Regions from separate parts of the Homo sapiens genome. Here region 1 is linked to region 2. A link is an interaction called in ENCODE POLR2A ChIA-PET data of the cell type or tissue named here. Cell type or tissue: OCI-LY7. All regions are shown on one strand. Each heading gives the region's core, and the rest is flanking DNA. Links, peaks and the distances in the headings are about the cores only. Region 1 overlaps CUX1 (cut like homeobox 1). Region 2 overlaps CUX1 (cut like homeobox 1).

The links. Peaks named below come from ENCODE experiments on the same cell type or tissue, not always from the same donor. Only the 100,000 strongest peaks of a DNase experiment are listed, where the experiment ranks them.
Region 1: POLR2A ChIA-PET joins it to region 2 with 18 read pairs; 2 of 35 experiments call an interaction of 5 or more read pairs at or near these places.

Annotation. Positions count from the first base shown.
Region 1 is chr7:101,893,454-101,905,347 of GRCh38, reverse strand. All of the region lies in intron 1 of CUX1 (cut like homeobox 1), which reads right to left. Among named protein-coding and RNA genes, the nearest start is that of CUX1, 82 kb to the right of the region's middle. RefSeq lists enhancers at 4,508-5,007, 8,535-9,035, 9,036-9,536. In OCI-LY7, for the core only: no CTCF peak of the experiment used is centred there; a DNase peak (open chromatin) is centred at 9,047; H3K27ac peaks cover 3,220 bases.
Region 2 is chr7:101,984,147-101,996,040 of GRCh38, reverse strand. All of the region lies in intron 2 of CUX1 (cut like homeobox 1), which reads right to left. Among named protein-coding and RNA genes, the nearest start is that of CUX1, 170 kb to the right of the region's middle. RefSeq lists enhancers at 4,755-4,814, 6,354-6,403, 6,299-7,108, 7,898-9,097, 10,600-10,759 and 1 more and a silencer at 7,658-7,952. In OCI-LY7, for the core only: CTCF peaks have their summits at 5,080, 6,505 and 6,708; DNase peaks (open chromatin) are centred at 2,520, 5,010, 6,020, 6,770 and 4 weaker places; H3K4me3 peaks cover 6,258 bases; H3K27ac peaks cover 8,000 bases.

The DNA of each region.
Region 1 (11,894 bases), core at 2,571-10,570, 93 kb after region 2:
ATGAGGGCAGAGAGGCAGCAATGAGTCCCAAATTGGGAGAAGAATGAGCATGCTTGGAAAACAGCTTTGTGCACCTAAACTCCTAAAATCATAGTGCTTTTCCTGGGTAGGTCACATTTTCCACCAAAATCAGAGGGCAGGAAAAGACCTGGTTCACTTCCAGTTGCCATAGTTTATACGAGACAATGTCTGGCTACTACAAAACGAGGGAGAGAGGTTCTGAGCCCCCCACCCAGAGACACAGCCTTGGGTAGGTCACCTGGCTCTCACCCTCCCCAGCTGAGTGATCCAGGCAAGTGATTTAATGTAAAATGGGGACACCCTCTGATACATACTTCATAGAGCTGCTATGAGGATTAAGTCACATAAAACGCCCAGTGCAATGAGCGTGGATGTCAGTTTCTCTTCCTCTTGCTATTCAATCTGACTCCACCTCGTATAAAGATTACGTGCCCATGTTCCTTTAATTCTCAAAATGGGGCCAGGCGCAGTGGCTCACGCCTGTAATCCCAGCACTTTGGGAGGGCAAGGCAGGGGGATCACCTGAGGTCAGGACTTTGAGACCAGCCTGGCCAACATGGTGAAACCCCATCTCTACTAAAAATACAAAAATTAGCTGGGTGTGGTGGTGGGCGCCTGCAATCTCAGCTACTTGGGAGGCTGAGGCAGGAGAATCGCTTGAACCCGGGAGGCAGAGGTTGCAGTGAGCCAAGATCACACCACTACACTCCAGCCTGGGCAACAGAGTGAGACTCTGTCTGAAAAAAAAAAAAAAAAAATTCTCAAAATGTTATTATACATTTGATATGTATCAGTATTTCTTGATTCTGAGAGATCATTTGATATTAACTCCCAATCACGGAAATTCAAGTGAAACTTACAAGCTGCGGCCTTTCCATGGAAATGCTATTCTCTTGAATCTGTTCAGCACACCCCCAGAAAATGAACAGAAGTACAGTACTGACTTAGGGTAGACAGTAGGGGTAAAAAGGGACAGAGGCGGAGACAAAATTTCTCAGTATATAAACATACAAATTTTATTTTTTTGGAGACAGGGTCTCACTGTGTTACCCAGGCTGGAGTGCAGTGATGCAATCACAGTTTACTGCAGCCTCGAACTCCTGGGCTCAAGCAATCCTCCCGCCTCAGCCATCTGAGTAGCTGGGATTACGGGCGCGTGCCACCATGTCCAGCTAATGTGTGTGTGTGTGTGTGTGTGTGTGTGTGTGTTTTGTAAAGACACGGTTTTGCCATGTTACTCCTGAGCTCAAGTGACCGCCCCCCACCTCAGCCTCCCAAAGTACTGCCATTACAGGTGCGAGTGACCGGACCTGGCTAAAATTTTGATTTTAGACCAAGTGAACACGTTACCTATTCAGAAAATAAGATTGAATAAAAAATTATAATTTGGTCTATGAGTATAAAAGCTACGCGTACAAAGTTTTCCTACAAGCCTTTTTTATAAATCTCTCAGGACTGAGAGATTTCCATCAAGAATCAAGAATTTGTTTTTTTGTTTTTCACCCCGTCACAAACCCACTCTGCGAAGATGAAAATGCCAGATGTATCCAACAAGCATTGCACTCCATAGAATACTTGCTAGACGCTCATTTAAACGGTGAGATGTGAGAGACGCTGTCTCGGAGACGCATAATGACATGTAAGGCGGAGCAGGTGCCGGGGCAGGCCACGTGGCCGGCTCTGTGGCAGGGAGAGGGGAGGATAATTCTCAGCCCTAACGAGAAGGGCTCTGCTTTATGGATTACTCAAACCACATGACATTACTGATATTTGACCATTTTTGAGCTACAAAAAAATGTCCGTTTTATAAGCAGTATTCTTTACTGCTCTGTTGTGGCTGTTATCTCAAAACAACACATAATTCTGCCTGCCAGGCTCAGCCTTGTAGGCACACGCAGTGCTCCCCACTACAATCTTCGGCTCTGCAAGGAGCCCAAAGGACCCTAATTCCCCCGACCCAGCCAGCCCCCTAGGGTACGGTTCTTGGGGTCTGCTCATCTCCATTTGCCTGGGTTCCCCATAGCTTTCTCCCGGCCATCTTGCCTCCTGTTAAAGTGGGACCTCCCCCGCCACCACCCGCCTTGTGTAGGTCACTTGTTTTCTACCTCCTGTGTTCCCCCATACCAGGATGGGGAGGGGCTACTGAGGTCTGGCCGGCTGCTGACCCTGCCCCTCCTCTTGGCCTCGGGGTCAACCAGGGAGAGAGGCAGCCACAGGTGGTTTGCTGATCTGGTCTTACAGATAAGGAAACCGAGGCTTCGCATGAATGTGACTCACCACTGAAACAAATGCCCGGGAAACAGGCCCCTTGACTTCATGCCTTCTATTATTCTTTTTATACTTAGCATACATCATGAGACATATGGGAACTTGTTAAAATTAAGAAACATCAGCCATTAAAATTAAGAAATATCAGAGGGGTGTGGTGGTGCACAACTGTAGTCCCAGCTACTCGGGAGGCTGAGGCGGAAAGAGCCCACGAGTCCTGCCTGGACAACACAGCAAGACCCCATCTCTTAGAAAATTAAAAGATGCCCATGAAGGTTGATTTGGGCAGTTGATGGCTAAGATATTAATTCCTCTGCCCAGCTCGATGGCACTGCCCCACTGCTCCGTCTGCAGGACAGAAGACGGATGTCAAAGACAACAGACAGGTCCCAACTCCGCACAGCTGCATCCGGCACAGAGAAAGACTTGGGAGATTTGTAGTGGGTTGACCCTCCAACCAATTAATTGGCTCCAGGGACCAACTAATGAAATGAGAGGGATGAATGGGAACTGCACTATCCAAAATGGTAGCCAGTGGCCACATGTGGATTACATTTCATCTAAGTTAAATTTAAAATTTGTTCCCTCCATTCCAGCTGCCATACTTCAAGGGCCCAACAGTTACATGTAGCTAGTGGCAATTATATTTGCTGGGGCGGGTAGAGACCATTTAATCAACACAGAGAGTTCTAGGGACAGTGCTGGCCTCCAATGACCCCCAGGTCCTGAGGATAACGCTATTAACCATTGCAAGGGAGGTACCGCCCCATTTCACAGACTGAGGAAGCTGATGATCAGATGACTGACCGGCTTTGTCGAAATCATAGCAGGAGAGGTAGGGCCTGGATTTGAATCCAGATTCGGCCGACTGTCCAACTGAGGCTCTCTGCAGAACACCATGCCACCATCTCTTCCCCATGCCTCTAGCTGAATGCAATTCCCTGTCTCCATGAAACAGGGGGCGAGGTCATCAGTGAAAAACGAGACGGGGCAGGGAAACCGTTGTGGCTGAGTCTCAAAATAGTCCTGCCACTGCCAAAAGGAATAGCTCTGATCTCATCTGCGCTGGTAAAAATGTTTTCCTCCTAAAGTATTTGTTTCAGAAATAAGCCTTTAATTTGAATGCTTTCAGAGCCAACATTTCTGTCTGCTGAAAATATTTATTTCTATTGTTTGGCAGGAATCAATTTGTTAGGGCACCAGCCATTCTGGCAAGGGCTCCCTTCCCCTTCGCGAGGAGAACACTGGCAGGGAAGCCACCCGCGGGCCTGTGGCTCACTCCCTGTTGGGGTTTCTCAGCCACTAACATCTGCCCGGGCAGACACGGGCTGCTGGGGAACAAAACAAACCACCTAGTGTGTGTGTGCCCGGGACATATACGCTTTGGGGGGTCCCTGGGAACGTACAGCTGGGCCTGGTGGGCCACTGGCTGCTTATAACTTGCAGAATTAAAATAGATTTTGTGGCCAGGCACAGTGGCTCACACCTGTAACCCCCGCACTTTGGGAGGCCGAGGCAGGTGGATCACCTGAGGTCAGGAGTTCGAGACCAGCCTGGCCAACATGGCAAAACCCTGTCTCTATTAAAAATACAAAAAAATAGCCGGGCGTGGTGGTGCAAGTCTGTAATCCCAGTTACTCGGGAGGCTGAGGCAGGAGAATCGCTAGAACCCTAGGGGCGGAGGTTGCAGTGAACCAAGTTCACACCACTGCACTCTAACCTGGGCGACAAAGCAAGACTCCGTCTCAAAAACAAATAAAAACAGATTTTGCTTAATTATTTTGCAAGTAGAAGAAGGCTGGTGACCCAATATTGGGTGATTTTTTGTATAGCCCTGTTTCTTCCAGAGCTGGGCCCGCCCTACCCAGGGGCATTACTGGGCCCTAGGAAGCAGTAGGGGCATTTGGGGTAGACCAGGTTCCATCCTGGATTCAGCAGCTTCTTGTTATGGGAACTTGAGCAAGTCACCAAGACTTCCTGAGCATCGATTTTCCCATTGGTAAAATATACCACCTACCTCACCTCCCAGGGTCGTTGGAAAACTATGTGATATATAAACAGAACAAGACATACTCTTCTAAGTTAAAAAAAAGTTCCAGAGAGATAGTAGTTATCATTGTTAGATTCTTCAGTGATTAAGTATCCTGCAACTTACACACATTAGCTCCTTTTCCCATATGCTCTGGGGTTCGGATGGGAGGTGGTGCCTAAGAGAAGGATCCTGCAAGTTAAAAGCTATCACAGTTATAGGTGAAGTGCTAATAACTTCATTTTGAAACTGTCAGGTTTGGCTTTTTTTTTTCTTCTTCTGAATCACAGCTGTGGCTTGCACTAGACCTCTACCTGTGGCTGTGTTCCCTTCTCACATTTTAATTAGCAAATAAAAACTCCAGAAAGCTCTCAAAATGTTTCTGCCTGGATTTTACAAGGAAAAGTTAAAAGATGCCAACTGGCTCCTGGGAAAAAACCAAACTAGTAAGAGGCATCTATCAACAAGGCAGAGCAAGTTCATCCGGAGAGCTTATGCCAGGCCAAGAAATACCATCTCGGAGCCAGCTTTGATTTTATTTTTGCAGTTAATTTTCAAGATTTTCGGTGCCGCATTCAGCGAGTGAGGTTTACAACATCCTGCCATTGGCTGAGAGCTGCTGCCAGCCAGATGGCCCCGCAGAACGACACTCGTATGGCAGAGAGAGCGGGCGTCGCAAGTGATTCCTTCGCTGCCTCCTGGCACCGGTACCGCTGGCTGCCACCAGGAAACCTGGGTTCTGGGCACCAACAGGTTACACTACATGACAGCTCCTGGTGCCAAGAGCGGAGATGCGATTTTAAAGGGGCCGCGTCAATCCTCAGTGAGTTTCACTTCTAGCTCTGCTGGACATGAGGGACACCGGCAGAGGGAAGAGGCTGCTTCATGGGCTGCCCAGAAGTGCTGCTAGTCTCCCCATTCTGGGCGCTGGAACAGTGACTCCAGCTGTCAGCATCACCCCATCCTGTCCAGGGCGCTTTCTACAAGATAGCTGAGGGGCTCTTTAACTTAGACTCTGTAAAGCTAGCTAAAGAGCTATTGCTAACCACCTAAACTCGCACTAAATGAAGATACACAATTAAGAAGCACAATTACAGCTCCTGCCGCTATGTGATGGGGTTCTGGCATGAATTCCCATCCAGTGCCCTCGGCTGGGGCAGCTCCCCACACTCTCCAAGTTCACACCATGCTCGATGGCCCCCTCTTCATCCTAGGTCTCTGTGCCAGGCCCCTGGAGGTAGGAAATTCATGCCAATTACCAAGCTTTCCTGATCCCCCTGTGACTCCTCCAAGTTCAAGTTCTCATCACCGGTTTTTCTCGAACTCTAGACGTGAGTTCTTATGTACACAGACATCAGGACTTTTTCTCTATCAAACTCAGCAAAATGACACCACCTGTTTTGGCCCAGGAAGGACATCTCTCTATACCTGATGTTCTCTGTATGCTGGGCCTCCTGTGACTTCTTTATTTTTTTATTTTTTTGAGACAGAATCACTCAGACTGGAGTGCAGTGGCACAATCCAATCTTGACTCACTGCAACCTCTGCCTCCTGGGTTCAAGAGATTCTCCTGTCTCAGCCTCCCGAGTAGCTGGGATCACAAGAGTGCACCACCACACCTGGCTAATTTTTTTTGTATTTTTAGTAGAGACCGGGTTTTGCCATGTTGACCAGGCTGGTCTCGAACTCCTGACCTCAAGTGATCCACCTGCTTTGGCCTCCCAAAGTGCTGGGATTACAGGCGTGAGCCACTGCGCCCAGCCTCCTGTGATTTCTTGAGGACCAACTGGCAGGGAGGGGATTGTGATCTGGTTTGAAGGGCAAAAGGCCGCTCAGTAATGTGGGATCTATAAGGACCCACTCCACCCCATCACCATCTTATCACTACCACCCAGGGTCTGGACCCCAGAACACTGCCCATGCAGCAACAGGAAGCAACTTGGACCAGGCAGCCTTGGTGATGCTCTCCAGCCACTTCTCTGCCCACGAGGTTCCATCACAGATAAGAAGCCACAGGCAGCCATGCACAAATAGCCGCCAGTGGACGGGGCTCTGGGATGCTGCACCTATGTGCACCAACGCCTTCCACGCCACTCAGTATGTTATTCTTCCAAGCTAGTGTAACTATAAAGGAAATTAGCCGGGTGCGGTGGCTTATGCTTTGTAATCCCAGCACTGTGGGGGGCCGAAGCAGGCAGATCACCTGTGGTCAGGAGTTCGAGACTGGCCTGGCCAACATGGCAAAACCCTGTCTCTACTAAAAATATAAATATTAGCCAGGTGTGGTGGTGCGTGCCTGTAATCCCAGCTACTCAGGAGGCTGACGCAGGAGAATCACTTGAACCCGGGAGGCGGAGGTTGCAGTGAGCCAAGGTCGCGCCGCTGCACTCCAGCCCAGGCCACAGGGCAAGACTCTGTCTCAAAAAAAAAAAAAAAAAAAAAAAGACACAGAAATGGAAAGAAACAAGAATAGTCTCTGAAGGAATCCTGAAGCAGCTTCAGTGAATAAAGTACATACAGGAAGCCGCCCCAAGAAGAGAAAATAGGATAAACTAAGAGGGAATTACGAGCCTGGCACTGAATGGCATTGGAGACTTCCCCGTCCCGGCGGCTGCCAGTTCTTCTCCTCGTCCCCACTGCTTTAAACACGGGGAGCCCAGAGCCAGTGAGCTGCTGACCTGTCAGATCTGACTTCTGGAATAAAAATGAAAAGGCCGAGTGGCAGCCGTAACATGGAATTTCCTTGTTTTTATTAGTTTAAGGCTCTTAAAGAGTGACTTTTACATTGGGGAAAACTTCTCAAATATGTACTACTTGAGACTTAGATCCAGTTACCTCTCACATGTTTTCAATCATTCTGCTTGCCAATTTTACTAGATATCAAAAGACATTTGCGGTTTAAAGCAGGGGAATGGGTCCCCCCCAACCATTCCCCACTCCAAGTACATCTGCGCTCCCTGCGGTGACTCTTCCCCCTAGATCCCTGACCCCTCGGGGCTGCCAAAAAGGCCCACCGGGGTACCGGGGGTGCTACTGGATCCACGCAGGCAAGCTGGGTGGGGGTAGGAGGGTGGTTTATTTCAAGCACTGGTACTGCAGGGGAAGAATTTTTTGGTTTTGGTTTTTAGACAAAAACTATTGATAAAATCCAGCTTTTTACATGACTTGCCACTCACATCAAGTCCAAGGAACAGAGGTTCCTCTTGAAACACACACACCAATAAGCAAAACCCTAAGACTACCACACTGGAAAAAAAATGGTTATTCAGTCATCCATCCCAAGAGCTGAAACTATAAAGATTTGGGGATGATAATATCAGACTGGTCACGCTATAGTCTGGGGTTCATTTAACATTGAAGCTGGGTGTGAAAACAGTAAACTGTTGCCCATGACCTGCGCTGTGATACTTACATCAGCAGAAATAATTATGAAAGTCTAACCAATTGTGTTGTTAGATATCTTCTAACTAAGCACAGAACCTCTACTTTTTTCTTTTCTTTATTTTATTATTATTATTTTTTTTTTTTAAGAGACAACATCTCGCCCTTCACTCAGGCTGGAGTACAGTGGCACGATCATAGCTCACTGCGGGCTTGAACTCCTGGGCTCAAGCAATCCTTCCACCTCAGCCTTTCAAGTAGCTGACACGACAGGTGCATGCCACCATGCCCAGCTACTTTTTAAAAATTTCTGTAGAAATGAGGCCTCGATATGTTGCCCAGGCTTCACTTGCTGTATTAACCAAACACACCCAGGGGTGGCTGAGCCTTCGAGGATGTCAAGCCACAAGATGTCTAATAGCAAATGACGTAAAACTCTGCGCTGTCATCCAGGGACAGAGATGGGAAGAGAGAGTTTGAAACCTCATTAAAAACAAAATGAAACACACTTCCTGCTTCGCAGATGCGTCCTAAATAGTTTGCTTGATATAAATTCAGAGGAAGGCCTAATAAGAGGGAGTAAATGGGTGCTGGCTGAAAGGAGGCTGCCCTTCAAGACAGTTGTGTGTGCGTGACTTTTCTGCACATCAGATAGGCTCAGGGGGGCCACTGCTGAGCCAGGCTTGTATCTTACTCTTCATAGGGACTGACTGCTTGCCTTATACAAAAAGGATAATACTGACTGCTCGTAAGAACTTACTGGGAGTGCGTCTCTAAATTTCTGGTACAAACGTGCACTTTCCCTATGAATACTCAAAGGCAAACAAATCCTCTAAGATGAAAAACTTCATATTTAGTTTGTTAGGGACAGACAGGCTCCACATTTCAGCACAAACATTTATTTTTAATCAAGCTAATTTTTTATTTTTCCCATTTAAGACCTGTTAATTCCATGACTGAGAATTCATCAAGTTTCAGACTGGAATTAATTTTAGCAACTGCTTTATACCAAAAATATTAGTGACGGTAGCTGTGTAACTGGCTTTGCTTCACAGTCTGTCATGGGAAAGTCTGAGCATTTGTGTTCCTTCCAGAGTCTAGTTGGAGCTGACAAAGGCGAGTTCTAAAGTGAGTTCACCATTTTCCCCTGAGGAGCAGAGCTGTCAGAAGCAATACCAGCAATCTGTTCACTGGTCTACTTTACACAAAGCTGACTGTGGCGTTCCTGTGTATACCTTCATACACCCCTTCATTCACCCATTCACGTTTCTGCAAACGCACACCGATTCGACGCTTACTGTGCATGTCCCCACGGTGCCTGCTGTTGCTCTGTTCCCACACCTGCTTCCTGGCCTACCTGCTGCACCTGGGGCAAGGCTGCCCACGACCTGCAAGAGCTGGAGGTCGGAAGACTGCTGGCTGTGGTCTGCTCTTTTCATTTTAATTTTATGGGTGAGCCAGGCATGGTGGCTCACACCTGTAATCCCAGCACTTTGGGAGGCTGAGGTGGGCGGATTGCTTCAGGAGTTTGAGAACAGCCTGGGCAACATAAGGAGACCCTGTCTCTTCGAAAAAATAATAAATAAATAAATAAATACGCCAAGTGCAGTGGTGCATGCCTATAGTCCCAGCTACTTGGGAGTCTGGGGAGGTTGAGGCCGCAATTAGCCGTGATTGTGCCGCTGCACTCCAGCCTGCATGACAGAGTAAGACCCTGTCTCCAAAAAAAAAAAAAAAAAACAAAAACAAAAAAAAAACTTTACAGGTGATACAAGGAAACGTGGCCCCCAAATCACCAATAATCCGCCCCCTTCCAGTTTACTCCCACTCTCACCTCTACAAGAATTAGGCAAATGTGACAACTTCTCCCTGCCTCGCTGAAAACTCAATCTCTGTGACTTCTTTTGGAGGGCAAGGTTGGACTGGCAGCTGACTACAGGCAGCCATGAATTCCTTCTGAAGGGATTCAGGACTTCAGGTGCTCTCTTAAATCTTTCTTCCCCTAAAATTCTTTTAAGAATGCAGGCTCCTTTTGGGGCTGCAATGCAGAGCTGAGTCTATCTATGGGACAGACACCGGCAAAGCTTACTGACATCCCACCCCTATGGACAGGTGAGAACACCCCCATCACAGCAATTTCAAAGTCTCAAGTTCCTTTATTTCCAATACTGTCCAGACCAAGCTGCCCATCCAAAGCCTTCAAGTCCAGTCTCTTCCCCATGCCAGGGTCCCAGGCCAGACTCACCCAGACCATTGGTTTCCCAATGGCCCTTACCATTGGGATCCAACTGTGGCTACAATGGGGAAGCCTGGTTGATTAGTTCTGCCTTTTTGAGGAGCTACAAAACTCTAGGAAAAGCACTTCCCACATGATTTCCAAAATACCCAGTGTTTGAGGTCAGGAGTTCAAGACCAGCCTGGCCAAAATGGCGAAACCCCGTCTCTACTAAAAATACAAAAATTAGCCAGGCGTGGTGGTGCATGCCTGTAATCCCAGCTACTCAGGAGGCTGAGACGGGAGAACTGCTTGAACCCAGGAGGCAGAGGTTGCAGTGAGCCAAGATCGCACCACTGCACTCCAGCCTGGGCGACACAGCAAGACTCCATCTCAAAAATAAATAAATTAATTAAATAAAATACCCAGCGTTTTAAGGAGTCTAGGAAGCCGACCAGTACTCAGACTTGGAGACAGGCTGGGGAGGTCACCATCCCAGCACTCAGGGAGCTCAATCATACCTAGGGAAGAACTCCCTAGGGTTACAGAAACCACACTTTAGTTCAACAATCAAACCAGGTACTCCTCTCCAGCGCTCACTTTGAGAAACATCTTTCAGGAACCCCCAAAATGCTTAAACAGTACCCTCCTCCACAGCAGTGCTGTCCCCACCATATGATTTATTTACTCCATGAGAGTTTTATTTAAGACCAGAATTGAAGCGTGCTGTTATGAATCTGAGTGGCTGCAAAAGCCTAAAAACTGCTTTGTACTGGGCATTCCATTGTCAAAGCACTTCCACTCTTTAAAACCTGCGCCATAGGCCGGGCGCAGGGGCTCACGCCTGTAATCCCAGCACTTTGGGAGGCCGAGGCGGGTGGATCACCTGAGGTCAGGAGTTTGAGACCAGCCTGGCCAACACGGCGAAATCCCATCTCTACTAAAAATACAAAAAATTATCCAAGTGTGGTGGTGGGCGCCTGTAATCCCAGCGTCTTGGGAGGCTGAGGCAGAATAGCGTGAACCCAGGAGGCGGAGCTTGCAGTGAGCCGAGATCGTGCCGCTGCACTCCAGCCTGGGCGACAGAGCGAGACTCCGTCTCAAAAAACAAACAAACAAAAAACCAAAAAAACTGCACCATAATTCAGTCTTTCTGCAGATTGGAATGAAATTCTGGTCAGACCTTGCATAACTTTCTGAGGAATTATAATAGTCCCATCCTTGTTAGCTAATTTAAGTTTTTTGAAAAACCACCAAATCCCTACATAAGACATTCTCCTACTTGGCGACCCACTATGGTGATGATCAGACACCGGTACCCGAGGCAGCTTTTCAGGCGTGCAAAGCCAAGATGCGGGCCCAGACAACACAGTGGACTTTGGAGCAAGAGATTTGCCACTTATTTACAACATCTCCAAAGCATTTCTAACTTGAATATATATTTCACACAGTACCAAAACTTTTAAATATCCACAAGAAGATTTCATTTTTATAGGCAATAAACATTAAATCTAAAGGACTGGGACATAAAAAGTGTTTTAATGCCGTATAAATCACCTTTCCCTAGACAGACTAAATCTCCGAAGGTTTTAAGGACTGCAATATAAATTTTTATGGCAAATTATCTACATAGAAATTATCTGCATGAGATGCACTTTTACTTCTCATTCTCATTTACATAGTGCTGACAATCTTTTCAATCACAACAGCCAATCCAATTTGGGAAGTCAAATAAATGTGGGGAAGAAGCACAAGGGCTTAAGCTAGGCAAGGATCTTTCCTTCTTTCTCTCTGCCCCTAACATCAGCATGCAACTGGGTCTGTCCACTTCTCTACGTTAGAGTCTTTGGCAAACTTGGCCCAAAAGGGATGCTTGGCTGCTCAAATGATGAAAGAACGCTCGCAGGGGGCAAGGTGACCCTCCGTGCCCCAAACGCGCTTCTTACCAGGCAAATCAGCCCGACAGCTTCACACCACAGC
Region 2 (11,894 bases), core at 436-8,435:
TCCTGGGTTCAAGCGATTCTCCTGCCTCAGCCTCCCGAGTAGCTGGGCTACAGGTGTGCACCACCATGCCCGGCTAATTTTTGTATTTTTAGGAGAGATGGAGTTTCTACATTTTACCCAGGCTGGTCTTGGACCCCTGACCTCAGGTGATCCACCCACCTCGGCCTCCCTAAGTGCTGGGAGGACTGTCGTGAGCCACCGCAGCCGGTCCTGCATCTTTTTGGTAAATATTAATAAGCGTTGGCAACCTTCCTGCAAGCTGCTTCCCACTCTGCTAAGTCCCCATACACACAACTCTCCACTCACCAGGGTGCTAAGCAGACGCCCCTATGGGACATGGGCCAGCCGATGTTTGGATGCTTCCAAACACCAACAACAGTTTTGGACGAGTAACTCTAATTCTTGACAACTATCGTCTAAAAGACATTTTATAATGGTCTGTGGGATTATTTGTTGCATTTGCTTCTCTATTTGGTGACCAGAATTTATTTCCCAAGTACATTGCTAAGTTCCCACCATGTTTACTGTAAATGGCCCTTGCCTTGCAGACATTTGATGAAGGTCATTGAATCCAAAGGCGTAAGATAGACCAGAATTTAAGCCATGCAGGGTGAGAGGGTACTGTTTTATAAGAAGGAGGGATAGAGACACATTCATTTTTTTAAATGACAGAAAGAACAGGATGCACCTGGCGTGCTTTGTGACTGGGAACAGTTTCTGTGGGTTTCTACTGAGAATGTTTTCTGGAGTCCACGTGGCAGGGATAAGTGAGCCATGGCGGCCTGGATGGGACTCTTAGGAGGGTATGAGGAGTGTTCCTAAGGCATCCAGGCAGAATGGCTGGAGTGAGGGGTGTGCCCAAGAGCCCGTCAGCAGCAGTTCCCCACAATCACCCCCAGCCAGGTTTCTGAGCTGCCATGTTTGTTTCTCTCTCTCTTTTAATTTTGAGACAGGGTCTTGTTCTGTTGCCCAGGCTGGATGCAATGGCAGGATCGCAGCTCACAGCACCTTCACTTCCCGGGATCAAATGATCCCCCCGTCTCGGCCTTCTAAATAACTGACACTAATGGCATGTGCCACCATGCCCGGCTAATTTTTTTTTTTTTTTTTTTTTGTAGAGATGAGATCTTGCTATGTTGCCCAGGCTGGTCTTGAACTCCTGGGCTCAAGTGGTCCTCCTGCTTCAGCCTTCCAAAGTGCTGGGATTACCGACATAAGCCACCGTGCCTGGCCTTAATGTTTCTCTTCTAGACACGTGAGATGACTGAGTTCTTGAATGCCCTCCAGAAATTAAACCAAGACCTTCTGGAACATTCTTGGGAGGAAGGTAACAAGCAGATTCCCGAAGGTGACAATGGAGGGAGTAGAAGCCTTCAGCCCAGGTCCAGAGGCACGGATCTGGGAAGGGAGCTCATATTTCCTTTTTTGTTGCTGTTGTTTGAGACGGAGTCTCGCTCTGTCACCCAGGCTAGAGTGCAATGGCACAATCTTGGCTCACTGCGGCCTCCACCTCCTGGGTTTAAGCGATTCTCCTGCCTCAGCCTCCCGAGTAGCTGGGATTACAGGCGTGTGCCACCACACCTGGCTAATTTTTGTATTTTTAATAGAGACGGGGTACCATGTTGCCCAGGTAGGTCTCAAACTCCTAACCTCAGGTGATCTGCCCACCTCGGCCTCCCAAACTGCTGGGGATTAGAGGCATGAGCTACTGCCCCTGGCCTCAAATCTTCTTAGTCTAGTTAAAGGTGTGCAAAGCTGGCCAAGAGATTCCAAAGAAATGAATGTCCAAGTAATGCCAGCCAAGGTCTAGGAGAGAAATAACGGTGGCAACTGCAGTATAATGGGGAGAGAATGACAGAAGCTGAGGTCCTCAGGAGATGAAATTGGCAAGACTTGGTAATGTGTGGATGAGGGGAGGGAGATGGAAGAAGGGCTCCCATGTGGCCACTCTTGGGCTTGGCTGGGGTGGCCCACTGGGCACTGTGGCCACTACCGGGGTTAGGGGGCTGGAAGCCTCAATGTGTGGAGACAGATGGGCTCTGGGAGTGCTACGTCTGCAGCATGAATGGCAGCCAGGCAGATGGATACAGAGCTGGACGGGTTTGGGGCTGGGAGGACAGAGAGAGTAACAGGAGCGCTGGGAATGGCCTAGGAGCACCATGAAGGGGAGAAGGGAGTCCAGGATGCCAGGGAAAAGCACAGAGGATGAAGGGGTGGCTCAAACAGCCTGAGAATGTCCCAGTCTGCACCGGGAGGGGCAGGCAGGGATGAGGGCTGACATTAGATGGAAGAGGCTGGGACAGAAGTCAGAGTTAGGGAGAGGAAAAGGCAGCCCTGTCCAACTTGCTCAGAGAGGCTAAGAAACCCGTGGGGGCCACATAGCTAGGCCGTGGAGGTGCTTTTGTTAATCTGCCATACATGTGTAGAGGAAGGACAAATATATGAATGAATGAAAAAATAGCAGTCGCGCAGAGTGCCAGGCACTTTGCTTTATTCCTGCATCAGCAGCTCCGACATACTATGAAATGAAAAGGTAAGTGCTCCCCTGGGAGGCCTGAGCCACCCCCAGAGGATCCTGCATACTCCCACCCCCCATCAGAGCAGCTGCAGCTCTCTCTGACTCCATTTCTCTGATGGTGCGGCTGCTGGAGGCCTGTGGCCATCTCCAGCACGCCTTGTTATCTTATTTATTTATTTATTTATTTATTTTTGAGACGGAGTCACACTCTGTCACCCAGGCTGGAGTGCAATGGTGCAACCTCGGCTCACTGCAACCTCTACCTCCCGGGTTCAAGCGATTCTCCTGCCTCAGCCTCACGAGTAACTAGGATTACTGGTACCCACCACACACCCGGCTAACTTTTGTATTTTTTAGTAGAGACGGGGTTTTGCCATGTTGGTCAGGCTGGTCTTGAACTCCTGACCTAAGGTGATCCTCCTGCTTTGGCCTCTCAAAGTGCTGGGATTACAGGCATGAACCACAACGCCTGGCCCAAGCCCTTCTTTTTATAAAGGCAAAGAGTGGACCCTCCCGCCCAGGCCACCTAGTCGGCCACCCAGAGCTAGGCATGACCAGCAGCAGAATGACCAGGGCCCCCTCGGGGTGGCCAGAGGCTCCCTAAGTCTGGAGACTGTGTCACAGACGTATTATTCCCTATTGCAAATGGAACTAGATTGTTGTCTAATAGCAGGTAATTACCATGAACAACAATAAAAAAACTCCAAATAATCCGGCGGGGCGGGGGTTGGAGGGGGGCGGCGGGGGCGGAAATCAAAGCTCTGGTGGCCTCACACCCCAAATTGCACCCCTGCTAACAGTATGGCACATCATCTTCCAGAAGCCACCACAATGGCCAGACTTCTGCTCACTGGTACCTGAGCTTCTCTAACCAAACTGAAATAAGATCTAAATCAGTATCACCCTCTGGGTAATACGGCTGATTGGGAAGGATGTTTTTCTTTATCTTACAAACATGTACTGACCCCTCCCCCACCCAACTTGCTGGGCATGGGGCACGTAGGGTGTGGCCCAGGACTTGGGAGCTCCATCACCCACGGGTGGGCATCTGTGGTGAGGTAACAGTCTCGTTAGCTGACACCTCCCTTCTATGCACACCAGTCTCCCCAATCAAAAAAGAAACAGAGTGGAGTTTAAGTTGGCCACTTTCAACCTTTTTTTGTAGTTTTAACTGCAGAAGGCCATTTTCAAATAAAATTTTACAGGGATGCACAATACTGCTGAGCAGGTAAAAACAGGGTCGCACTGGTTGAAGATGGGAGGGGGTGGGTTTTAGGTTGCCCCCCAACCCCGTCCCACTTTCCCCTGTGCTTTAAGGAGCTCAGTAGGAAAGCTCTGGCTAGAAGAAGTGCACCCCCCTCCAAGCCTCTTTCTACCCTGACTTTCTGTGACTGTAGCCACACTTACCTGATTATACAGTCCACAACTCTAAGATGTGACCTTGGCCACTTGGCCCATGTAAACAAAGTCTAGATTAACCTACTGATACATATTTTTGAAACGGAATCTCACTATGTTGCCCAAGTTGGTCTCGGACTCCTGGGCTCAAGAGATGCTCCTGCCTCCCCCAAGGAGCTGGGACTCCAGGCATGTGCCACCATGCCCTGCTAATTTTTTATTTTTTGTAGAGATGAGGTCTTGCTATGTTGCCCAGACTGGTCTTGAACTCCTGAACTCAAGTGATCCTCCAGCCTCCTGAGTGGCTGGGACTATAGGTGTGTGCATGGTGCCTGGCTACTAACTGATTTTTTTTTTTTTTTTTTTGAGATGAAGTCTCACTCTGTTCCCCAGGCTGAAGTGCAGTGGCGCGATCTCAGCTCACTGCAACCTCTGCCTCCCGGGTTCAAGTGATTCTCCTGCCTCAGCCTCCCGAGTAGCTGGGATTACAGGTGCACACCACCACGTCCAGCTAATTTTGGTATTTTTAGTAGAGACAGGGTTTGGCCATATTGGCCAGGTGGGTCTGGAACTCCTGACCTCAAGTGATCCACCCCCCTCGGTCACCCAAAGTGCTGTGATTACAGGCATGAGCCACCACACCCGGCCCCAACTGATATTTTTAAAAGAAGCAGACATCACAGAAATAAAAATCCAATACATAGGCTAGATGGCTATGAATTCTAGCGGAAGTTGGTCAACAAAACAGAGACATGACTTGAATCCCATAAAGATACACACACACATCTGCTACGCGCCCTGGCTTCTCTTGCCCACATTTTAGCTGGTGTCCCAGAACTCATCCGCTATGCTGCCCACGACGGTGGTGGTGTAGGGGGACCTACAAAGCTTCGTTTCAAACACTGCTTGTGTTTTGACAGCCTTTTTCTTTTTTACGGTATTTTTAAAGAAGTGAAACTAGAAGTACTGGATCTCATAAGCCACCCGGGGGAAGCGTTCCCCTTCTGAACCTGTGGGTGCGGGGCTAGGGACAGATGCTGCCTCAGTAGCAGCACCTAGCTGACCTGACAAGCCACCTGTATCTATGGGCGCTGGTTCAAATCCCAGGGGAGGTTTAAAAAGCGTTGATGAGACTCCGTAAAGATGCGGAAATACATATCTGAGAGGAAAAGAGCATTTCAAAACCCTCCTGTGGCTTTTATCCTATGGCACTTTACCCCCAGGGACCTGAGCGGCGCTGTGAGTTGCAGGTGCAAAGGGCTCAGAGCCAGGGGAGAATCACAGAAGACACAGAGCCCAGCAGTCCTCCCTGACCACGGAAGGGGATGTAGGAGAACCCTGGGCTCATGGCACTGACATTTAGCAGCCACTGTATGTTTTGGTCTTGTCTCAAGAGTGTTTTCCCCATTTATCCCATGTACTTTTTTGTTTTAAAGAGATGGGGTCTGGGCCAGGCGCGGTGACTCACACCTGTAATCCCAGCACTTTGGGAGGCCGAGGTGGGAGCGTCACTTGAAGTCAGGAGTTCACGATCAGCCTGGCCAACATGGTGAAACCCCATCTCTACTAAAAATACAGAAATTAGCCAGACATGGTGGTGGGCACTTGTAATCCCAGCTACTTGGGAGGCTGAGGCAGGAGAATCGCTTGAACCCAGGAGGCGGAGGTTGCAGTGAACCAAGATCTCACCACTGCACTCCAGCCTGGGTGAGATTCCATCTCAAAAAAACAAAACAAACAAACAAACAAACAAACAAACAAAAGAGATGGGGTCTGGCTCTGTTGCCCAGTCTGGAATGCAGTGGCACAATCATAGCTCACTACTGCCTTGAACTCCAGGGCTCAAGCAATCCTTTTGCCTCAGCTTCCCAAATAACTTCATCTACGGGGACTACCACGCCCAGCTAATTTAAACCTTTTTTTTTTCCTTAAGAGATGGGGTCTTACCATGTTGTCCAGGCTGGTCTCAAAATCCCGGGTTCAAGAGATCATCTTGCCTCTGCCTCTCAAGTAGCTGGAATTACAGGTGTGAGCCACTGCACCCGCCCATGCCTCTTATTTGCATGCAGATGCTATTCTGACATGAAACCTTTCACTCAAATATTTCTCTACAATGGAGTCTCTCCACAGTCGGGCCATGGCTCCACTGTGGTGAGGCTATCAATTCATTTAAAGTGGTTTCCCACAGCAAAAGCTGCACCTGCGTGCAAGCGATGCCCACACCGAGCGTGTACGGACAGACTTTGAGTGTCTTCTATCAGGCGGGTTCCTGCTCCAGGCCCACCTTGTCCATGAGGCTAACCCAGGGCTGACCTTAGCATGTGCCCACTCTTCTGTACACCCAGAATCCAAGGGGTGGGAAGGACGGGGGTAGGAGCAGGAAATAAGTGTGTGGCCCAGCTGGAGGAGATGGTGTTGGGGTCAGAACACCTGTACCACCTTCAAAATTCCCCCAAACTCCCTGCAAAAGCCCCGGTGAGAATCTCACCAGTCTCAGCTTCCATCCAATGACAGGGCTGAGCTCTCCACCTCCATGGTGTCTTCGAGCTCTTAAATGCCAGGGCCTTACATTAAAATTCACACCAGAGCACAGTGAAGCAACAGAACGCTCCACTCGGGTTTGAATTTGGGCTCCGGGACCTTCCATGGGGGCTTACAGACTTTCCTAACATTTCCCATCTGAGAAATCCAGGGATTATTAACCTACCCCAGCAGGATGCTAGAGGCTGAGATGAAATCACGGCTGGCCAGTGCGGCACGCCGAGCCTCGGCACACGGTCAGCCACGCCTGCTATTTCGATTGTTATCACTGGTCGGCGCAGACATCGTTCCAGGCGAGGTGCCATTGGGGACACGTGGAACCAGATACCACCTGAGGTCTCCGGTTCTGCAGCTGGGTGGAGGACGGAGGCCTGCATGCTACAGAGTCGGGCAGGATGAGGTGACGTCGGTGCTGGGGGAATAGGAAGGAAGGGGGCTGAGGGCTGGGAAGGTTCATGGAGGGGCAGGCCCCTGAGCCGAGCCTTGGAGGAGGAGCAGAATCTGATGGAATGAGGAAGCCTTGCTTCCAGTAGGAAATCTGAGTGTCCTTCCCCTACAAATATTATTATTATTATTATTATTTTTTTTTTGAGACAGGATCTCACCCTGTTTCCCAGGCTGGAATGGCACGATTATAGCTTACTGCAGCCTCAACCTCCAGGACTGAAGCAATCCTCCTGCCTTGGCCTTCCGAGTAGCTGGGACCACAGGTGCATGCCACCACACTTGGCTAAATTTTATTTTTTTGTAGAGATGGAATCTCATTATGCTGCCGAGGCTGGCTCAAACTCCTGGCCTCAAGCAATCCTCCTGTCTTGGCCTCCCAAAGTGCTGAGATAACAGGTATGAACCACCGCGCCCAGCCCCTGGTATCCCGACGCAGGACTCTGTCGCAAGGAACCTGGGAGGCCACATCAAGGTATGGAGGCCTCTTTCCAAATGCCTGGAAAGCTGGAAGATCCCTGAGGACAATGGTGACAGGAGAGGCGAGGACATACCCCAGAGAAGGCAGAGGTGGAAAGGCAGCCCAGGGCTGTGGAATCGGACCTGGAGGGAAAGGAGGAGCAGGGAGACACACAGGAGAGCCTGGGGACACAGATCTGTGGCAGGAGGTGAAGAGGAAGAGCTGGCGCAGAAGCACCCGAGAGGCCCACAGCCCATGAAGTGTTTTCAGGAGAGTTAAGACCCACCATGGAGTGGGCGCCACAGTTAAGCCTGGAGGTTTTGCAGCCAGGAGGGGTTCTGTCTGGGTTTCTTGCCTCCCACCCCAGCCTCCAAAGTGGGTTGACACCAGCTCTGAGCTGTCAGCTGCAGACACTTATCAGACACCGGGGCTGACTCACGGAGAACAGCTTCTTCTTCTTTTTTTTTTTGAAACAGATTCTCGCTCTGTTGCCCAGGCTGGAGTGCAGTGCGTGATCTCAGCTCACTGCAACCTCTGCCTCCCGGGTTCAAGTGATTCTCCTGCCTCAGTCTCCCAAGTAGCTGGGATTACAGGCATGCGCCACCACGCCCAGCTAATTTTTCTATTTTTAGTAGAGACGAGGTTTCCCCATGTTGGCCAGGCTGGTCTCGAACTCCTGACCTCAAGTGATCCACCTGCCTCGGCCTCCCAAAGTGCTGAGATTACAGGCATGAGCCAGCAGCCCAGCCTGAAAAAACGCTTCTTACACCAACAGAGTCAGCTTTCTCTGAACTTGGCTGTTTTTGTCAAGAGTTCGTTTAGACTTTCTTCTAGGATGAAAAATCATGTGTATTTGTTTTACATCTAAGTAAGGAGTAATATGGAGTCAGACCAATTCCATTCATTTGCCGTTTCCTGTAAGATCAGCACTCTGATGTCCCTGGTGCAGTCCTCCCTCGGATGACCAAGGGCCCTCAGGCACGTGCCCTGCGCCAGGACACCGCAGCGGCCGGGAAAGGCAATGTCCCCGCCCTTGCTTCTAATGTGGAAGACAGAAGATGGAGAACAGGCGGTGAGTCAGCAGGCTTATAAGGGACCCCGGGGGTATCCCCTGTCCCACGGAGTCACCGGGGTCAAGGTTCCCCCAATAGTCAACTCATCAAATGTCTTTTGAATAAAAAAGAAATTCAAAAACTTTGAAACATGACCCTAGTCTGAAACAGACTTCAAAGCAAGCAGTGCTCCAGGACTCACCATTTCTTCCGCTTGAACCTATGAGAAGCTGAGTCACTGTCGCCAACCCATTACCGTGGAAGTATCTGAGCCGTGAGTGAGCAGCGGTCCATATGCACCCCTTTCCCGTAGCTTGGGGAGTTCCACATTAGGACAAGAGGAGCGCCTCTGTTTACCGTCGTGGCTCACGCACGGACTTCTGTGCAAGCATTTGCCCCACACTCATTCATCGATGATGTGCTGGGCACTGTGTCGGGATGCGGGAGTGAATCGAAAGCAAACAGATGACTGCAACTCTACCCATGGGCTACCCATGCAGGTGCCTCATTCCAAGACGGACGAGGTCAGAGCTCCAGGTGGCAAGGCCTGAGCTGAGGCACAGGGAGGGAGGAAGCACGGTGGGACAGGGGTGGCAGGAGCAGACTGGGGCACAGGAGGAGCCCAGAGAGGTGGCCCTGGTGTTCCAGGGAGGTGAGCGAGGCAGGAGCACAGGCTAGGACCACATCCCCACGGCTTCCAGGGCAGGAGCTGGCTTGTCCTTCAGGCCACAGGGAGCCACTGAAGGACCCTGCAGCAGGGCCCTGACAGCATCAGCTCTGAGTTGGAGAAGGAACATTCTAGAGCTCTACAGTCTCACATTACAGAGGAGAAAGACTCTGCTCTGGTAGGGTCCGGAGTTGGGCCCTGGTCTCCTTATGCCAACTCAATGGTCCTTACGGTCCATTTCCTCTCGTCTCCAAACCACCACCAGTTAACACTTGGTTCTGTGCGAGAGCTGGAAGACAAGCCGAGGGAGGGCATGCCTCCAGGCAGCAGAGCCCACGGGAAAAGGGCTCAGAGCTCATCCCCATTCCTTTACAGAGGCTCTGTCACTCACCAACACAGCGATGGGCCTGGGGAGCCTGCAACCCTCATCCTCCTTGGGAAGATTAAGTAAAAGGACACAGTGCCGCCTGTAATAGGCATTCAGGAAGGGCTGCCAGCTCTCTCTTAAGTGAGTCATGAGACGAACAGGTTTCTTATTCAATTAACTGAGAGCTCATTTCTGTAACATTTTCTTTCCTTATGGAAAAGAGCCTTGTATTCTAAATAAATACATATCTTGAAAACAAGCTCTTGGGTCACAGCCCAAAAAAGGAAAAACACTAAATTCCACACTCCTCTTAGGGGAGACAGACCTACTGATCTCACCGATGAAATGTGACAAAAATATGAAGATCCGACCCCAGTGCCTCGTTACCAATTCCATCTCTTGTTGTTAACACTTGTGCAAAATTACACCTTAAAACCAGGACCGGTTTCTATCTGTAAGCGTTCCTGAATTGTCTGTGAGGGGCTCTTTACAGTGGTGTTAAATTTCACCAGCTTAACAACTCCAGGCTTCTGACAGACAGATCTGGGGCAGCCCAGGTCCCCGCAGTCAGAAGCGGCAGGTCTCAAAGGCCAACAAAACAGAGACACTCTGGAAGGGTTCCTGTTTCAGGTACCTTGCTGCCATTGAAGCTGCGTTCCTTTAAAACCTTCTGGAAAGTAAATTTCTGCAACCTTAATGCACTGCCTGTCTAAAGAACCCCTGTGGGAACTCCCTCTGAAAAACAAGGAAGCTTTTGTAACGTCAAGAATCACACCACATCAATCTGCTTTGTAATTTTCGTTACACCATTACCTGGCAGACACTGACACCATACCCGGCACTGGGCTCAGTGTTGTGTTAGAGGGATGGTTTTACTGAATCCTCAAAACAGGGTGGTGGCTTTTGCTCTTATGCACATTTTACAGATGAGGAAACTGAGATGTGGGAATTTGGGAAACTTCCCCCAAAGTGGCCCAGCCACCTGGCTCCGGAGTCCAAGCTCTTAACCTCTCCACTGCAGGGCAACTGCAAAAATCTGGCAACAAGTCTCCACGGCATTCTCCTGGTTGTTCTAGGAAGATGTGGAGTTTGCAGCACGGCATGGTGTCAAACAGCCACATGCACAGCAGTCCTGCAGGCACTACCTTGCAGCTGCCACCATGATCGTGGACAGAACGCTCCTCTTGGCCCCAGGTACTGACACCATGCCAGGCTAGCTACATTTCCCCAGTTTCCCTGAACCCCCAGGGCCTGTCTGTGTCTCCCCCACAGGGCAGGAAACCCCTTCCTCCAGAGGCTGATCTCCCCGCACGACCCCCCTCTCCCGTCTGCAGAGCAGCTCAGAACCAAAGGTGAAAGTATCTGAAAGCCAAGACTATAGCGTGTATACACATAGCAATTTGTTACTGTGAGAAACCATCTGTTTCTCGGTATTACAATCCTCAGAGGGCAAATTATAGCTAGCGTTCAACATAAAACATCAATTTAAACCATCAACTATTCATAATTTCAATTCTTTATTGGAAACCAAGGACATAAATGTCAGGGAATAAAGCAATATTTCTTTTATTAACTATTCCATTCATCTGGCTATTAAATAAAACCAGGGCCCCAATAAATGGCAGGAGTCCTTGCCTGAGAGCCACACCAAATAGCTCTATAATTCTCAGACGTTTTAAAACAACGAAAACTGCATTATTTGAAAAGTTAGAAACTTTAATATATAATAAAATTAAGATTAATGCGATCTTAATACCTTGCAAAACTGTTTGCCATGCCCTCGTATTCATATATTTCTTCTTGCGCGGTTTATTTTTAACAGTGCTCATTTTGTACTGAGAACGTGCTGTTTTTTACGACTGAGTTTTGCGAACGCCAGCCACCTCCAGCATTTTTCACTGACATCTAGTTTTCCCAGGCTGATGTTCCCTCCCGACTGCCCATCTGCGCTTGTGCCAGGAGGGATGCCATCATCCAAGCACAACCCAGGGTGTGGGTGGCCTTCAGAGCTCAGTCCTGCAGGACTTGCACCCAACAGCTCGCCTGAGAGTGCAGGGCAGGTTCTCACTGCAAGCACTTTTTTTTTTTTTTTTTTTTGCCGGAGAACAATCTGAGCGTTCAAAAATGAAATCTACGAAGCACGGAAGAGAATATTTACACCGTCCTTTGTGTACTAGGCTGTATATCGAGGTTTTTATCTACATTGTCCCACGACAATCTTACAGGGTGGGTACACTTTACAGATCATCAGGATGCAAGTTTGGAAAGGTGAGTCAGCCACTGGTCCCATCCATAGGAGGCACACCCATGTGTTCAACAATGAGGAAATAAAGAGAAATAAAACATGGGCCCATATTCAATGCCTGACAGTCTAATAGCCATGATGGACACTGACACACTTTGGACATCTGTCCCCTAACACACACACACACACACACACACACATA